2 separate regions of the Homo sapiens genome follow, and region 1 is linked to region 2. Evidence: read pairs that join two places in POLR2A ChIA-PET (ENCODE). Cell type or tissue: GM12878. All regions are shown on one strand.

Region 1 (2,500 bases), 440 kb before region 2:
GGCTGTGTGCCTCGCGGCCGACGCACCTGCTGATTCACGCTGTGGCCTCCACCTGCGGCTTCACTTTGCCCTTCACAGGTCGGGGCATTGGTTTTCTTTTTTAATAAATAAAGCTGAACCTGATTCACAACTCAAGAGAGGCCTCAGCTTGTTTGGAGCCATCAGCATTACCATGGCAACCATGCCGTCCATGAGCACTTGAAAATATCATTATCCACAGTGACCCTGCATCCTCCCTCTTGCCTCACAGCAGCCTCAGGCCTCCATAGCTCCTGGCCCTTGGAGTTCAGCCCAGGTATAGGCTCTCCCAAAAGCAGGGAGTTGGAAGTATAAACCTGAGGTTCCCACTCACCCTCATCTTACCCCCCTGCCACCTGCACATCCTTCTGAAAGGAGCTGAGAAAAATCCCTTTCATTTTGGGGCAGGCACTAGGAACAGACATTAAGCCGACATTTTGGAGCCGCCCCCCCTCTTTCTTTTTTGAGCTGGATCTCACTCTATTTCCCAGGCTGGAGTGCAGTGGCGTGATCTCGGCTCACTGCAACCTCCGCCTCCTTGTTCAAGTGATTCTCCTGCCTCAGCCTCCCGAGTAGCTGGGAGTGCAGGCATGCGCCATCATGCCCGGCTAATTTTTGTATATTTTTAGTAGAGATGGGGGAGGGTCTCACCATGTTGCCCAGGCTGGTCTCAAACTCCTGACCTCAAGTGATCTGCCTGCCTTGGCCTTCAAAAGTGCTGGGATTACAGGCGTGAGCTACCGTGCCTGGCCAGAGCCCCCAAATTAACAATATCTATCTATCTATCTATCTATCTATCTATCTATCTATCTATCTATCTAATCTCTATTTAGAGACAGGGTCTTGCTCTGTTGCCAAGGCTGGAGTGCAGTGGCATGATTACAATTCACTGCAGCCTCGACCTCCTGGGCTCAAGCAATCCTCCTACCTCAGCCTCCTGAGTAGCTGGGACTACAGATGCATGCCACCATGCTCAGCTAATTTTTAAATTATTTTTTTGTAGAGACCAGATTTTGCCATGTCACCCAGGCTGGTCACAAACCCCTGGGATCAAGTGATCCTCCCACCTCAGCCTCCCAAAGTGTCAGGATTACAGGCGTAAAACACCGCATCCAGCCATAATTTCTTTCCTTTTTCTTTCTTTCTTTCTTTTTTTTTTTTTGGAGACAGTCTAGCACTGTGGCTCAGGCTGGAGTGCAGTGGCCCCATCACAGCTTACTGCAACCTCTGCCACCTGGGTTCAAGCGATTCTCCTGTCTCAGCCTCCCGAGTAGCTGGAACTACAGGTGCGAGCCACCATGCCCGGCTTATTTTTGTATTTTTAATAGAGATGAGGTTTTGCCATTTGGCCAGGCTGGTCTCGAACTCCTGACCTCAAGTGATCCACCTGCCTCTGCCTTTCAAAGTGCTGGGACTGCAGGCGTGAGCCACCGCACCTGGCCATGATTTCTATGGGGAGGATAAAATTGTGTGTTAGATACAGATGCAGAGATAATAAGGCCTAGAGTTAAAAGGTATGTGAGAGTGTTCATAATAATAATAATAAGCATTTATTGAATACCCACCACCATGAGTCAGGCAGTGTACAAGATGTGTTACATACCTTGTGTCCAGTCTTCTGCTGTAATTACTCACGTAGAGGCAATTTTAATTAACAAATTAATTTTAATTAATTTAATAATACTATCTGGCATTTATTGAGTGCCAGACACTCTGCTATGCTCTTTAACATTTAATTTCACATGTGAAACACTATGATTATCTTCATTTTACAGATGAGAAGACTGAGGTTTACAGAGTACTAATGTGCCTGAGGTCATTCAGTTACCGAAGGATGAAGCTGCGATTTAAGTTTAGGTCTGCCTGACTGGTGTCCCCATTATTCTATAATAGCCTAAGGCTTAAATGAGGTTCAAGCTATCTACTGAGCAAATGGAGATTCCATGTTTGCCTGGCTTAGGAGGTTTCTTCCAAGGGCTTTGAGTGATATTTCTCCCCCTAGAATGGTCTGTCCCTGATCACCCTCATCAGGGTCACCTGGGGATATTTGAAAGTCTAGGCCCACCAACACCTACTGCATCAGATTTTTGGATGTGGTCCCCAGGATTCTGTATTTTAGGTAACTCACCAGGTTGAACTCTAATGAGAATTTAGAATTAGCTGCCCTCCTGAAGAGCATGAAAGGGACCACGTCTTCTCTGAGACTTCCCCACGGCCAGGCACATAGGCCACAGCCCTGTGAGGGGCTCAAAAGCATTTGTTGAACCCGAATAAAGAAAGAATGGGCCCCATTGAGTCCCCCAAGACTTTCCAGGGCCAGGGACTCCCTTGGTCCTGAGAGTCTGTAGTTTCCTCTTACTGCCCCACTCCCCGCTACTTCCTGAGGCCCCTGGACTCCCCGACCTACAGTGGAACTGCCCACCAGGCCCTGCCCTGTCCTATGACTTCCCCTGCAACAGGAGCAGCAGGGTATACCAGTTGC
Region 2 (2,500 bases):
GAATGGGATGTTAATAGTACCTGTTTCAGATGTGAATATATATCAAGTTCTTAGACTAGCAACTGGCATGTGGCGAGTACCCAACACAATATTAGTTATTATTTTAAAAATTATGGGCATAATTGGTGTGGTTCACACCTGTGTAATCCCAGCACTTTGGGAAGCTGAGATAGAAGGATTGCTTAAGGCCAGGAGTTCGAGACCAGCCTGAGCAACATAGCAAGATCTCATCTCTTCAAAAGATAAAAAAAATTAGCTGGGCATAATAGCTGGCACCTGTAGTCCCAGCAACTCAGGAAGCTGAGGCAGGAGGATTGCTTGAGCCCAGGAGTTCAAGGTTACAGTGAGCTAGGATTGTGCCCCTGAACTCTAGCCTGGGTGGCAGAGCAATTTTTTTTTTTTTTTTGCGGTGTAGTCTCACACTGTTATCTGGGCTGGAGTGCAGTGGCGTGATCTCGGTTCACTGCAACCTTCACCTCCTGGGTTCAAGTGATTCTCCTGCCTCAGTCTCCTGAGTAGATGGGATTATAGGCACCCACCATGATGCCCAGCTAATTTTTTTGTATTTTTAGTAGAGATGGGGTTTCACTGTGTTGGCTGGGCTGGTCTCAAACTCCTGACCTTGTGATCTGCCCGCCTCGGCCTCCCAAAGTGCTGGGATTCTAGGCATGAGCCACCGCACCGGGCTGACAGAGCAATTTTTAAAAAGTATTAGTATTATTATACTCAATGGAAAGGGCACTGGCCTGGGAGGAGGGCTCTGGGTAGCTCTGGTCCTGGTTCTGCCCCATCGCACTGTGACCTCAGCCTTCTTGAGGCTCCTCTGAGTCTCAGTCTTGTCAGCAGAGCAGGGGGCTGAGCTCTGACTTCCAAACTGGTTCCCAGCTCTAATGTTATCAATTCCCCACTGGGTGTGTAGTGACAGCCTGCCATCGCCCCTCCCTTCCCCATACCCACACTCCATCTACGCTCCCAGCACACCTGGATGGGCAGCTGCGGCGCAGCAGGCTCTGCTGTCCCCATTTCAGCTGGTTTCAGGTCCTAAATTTAGTCCTTTCATAGAAGCCACGGTGTGTGGGAGGAGGGCTCCCGGTAGATCTGGTCCTGGTTCTACCCATCACACTGTGGGTGAGGGCTGTATGTGGTGGGGGCAGCTCTTCCACCCATGTGGTGCACTCCGAAGAGAATCAGGCAGGAGGCCAGGAGGGCTGAGCACTGCATTCCATTTTGTCATCAATGCACTTGTTGCAGGACAATCAAAGACTGGAGAGACGGAAAAGAAGTTTCAGGAGAGTTTATTAAGGTGATCACCGGCCCAGCCGGACATATGTCCAGAAAGTCTGAGCCCCAAACAAAGGGCTTTTCCTACTTTTAAACATCTTAAGGGGGGAACTACGTGAGGCGGGAAGCGAGTTACAGAAGCAAGAAACAAAGGCAGCATTACAACATTTCTTACATCTTGAGAGAAACATGTCTTGCAACCTAAACTTACCAGTCTTGTGACCCTGCAGCTGTGCAGGAACTCGCTGGGCCTGTAATAAACTTTGAGGAATGTGGAGTTGGGGAGTATAGATAAGGTTCACTGTCCACAGAGAGGAGACAGGCTGTGAACATTCCCTTTTAACTTGAGTGTAAGGGGGAAGGGGTCACACTTTGCAGCAACTTTAAGAGAATTTTAAAATTTCTGTTACTACTACTATTAGGTTATAGTTGATTTCATTAATTCCTTCTTCATGCTGGGCGAGTCCTTTGACCCTTTGGGGCCTCAGTTTTTCATCTGGCAACTAATTTTTTTTTTTTTTTGAGACAGAGTCTTGCTCTGTCACCCAGGCTGGAGTGCAGTGGTGTGATCTTGGCTCACTGCAAACTCCACCTCCCAGGTTCAAGTGATTCTCCTGCTTCAGCCTCCTGAGTAGCTGGGATTACAGGCGCGCACCACCAGGCACAGCTAATTTTTGTATTTTTTATAGGGATGGGGTCTTGTCATGTTGCCCAGGCTGGTGTCTAACTCCTGACCTCAAGTGATCTGCCCACCTTGGTCTCCCAAAGTTGGGATTATAGGCGTGAGCCATTGTGTCAGGCCTGGCAATTAAATTTTATATATGTTGACACCTTAAGCCACCATGTTATCTTTTTTTTTTTGAGACAAAGTCTTGTTTTGTTGCCAGGCTGGAGTGCAGTGATGCGATCTCGGCTCACTGCAACCTCTGCCTCCCGGGTTCAAGGGATTCTCCTGCCTCAGTCTCCCGAGTAGCTGGGACTATAGCCATGTGCCACCGTGCCCAGCTAATTTTTGTATTTTTAGTAGAGATGGGGTTTCAGCATGTTGTCCAGGATGGTCTCAATCTCTTGACCTTGTGATCCGCCCACCTCGGCCTCCCAAAGTGCTGGATTACAGGTGTGAGCCACCGTGCCCGGCCTATGTTATCCTTTAAAGTAGAACAACTTTCCTTTCTTTCAGAGGAGGAAAAAAATCAGAGAGAGGTTAAGTGAGTTCGCT

The links. ChIA-PET counts read pairs that join two places held together with the same protein. Peaks named below come from ENCODE experiments on the same cell type or tissue, not always from the same donor. Only the 100,000 strongest peaks of a DNase experiment are listed, where the experiment ranks them.
Region 1: POLR2A ChIA-PET joins it to region 2 with 6 read pairs; 2 of 35 experiments call an interaction of 5 or more read pairs at or near these places.

The regions. Positions count from the first base shown.
Region 1 is chr11:46,257,857-46,260,356 of GRCh38, reverse strand. All of the region lies in intron 2 of LINC02489 (long intergenic non-protein coding RNA 2489), which reads left to right. Among named protein-coding and RNA genes, the nearest start is that of LINC02489, 15 kb to the left of the region's middle. In GM12878, no CTCF peak of the experiment used is centred here; no DNase peak of the experiment used is centred here.
Region 2 is chr11:45,822,624-45,825,123 of GRCh38, reverse strand. No RefSeq gene overlaps it. Among named protein-coding and RNA genes, the nearest start is that of SLC35C1, 19 kb to the right of the region's middle. RefSeq lists an enhancer at 1,182-1,271. In GM12878, no CTCF peak of the experiment used is centred here; a DNase peak (open chromatin) is centred at 1,045.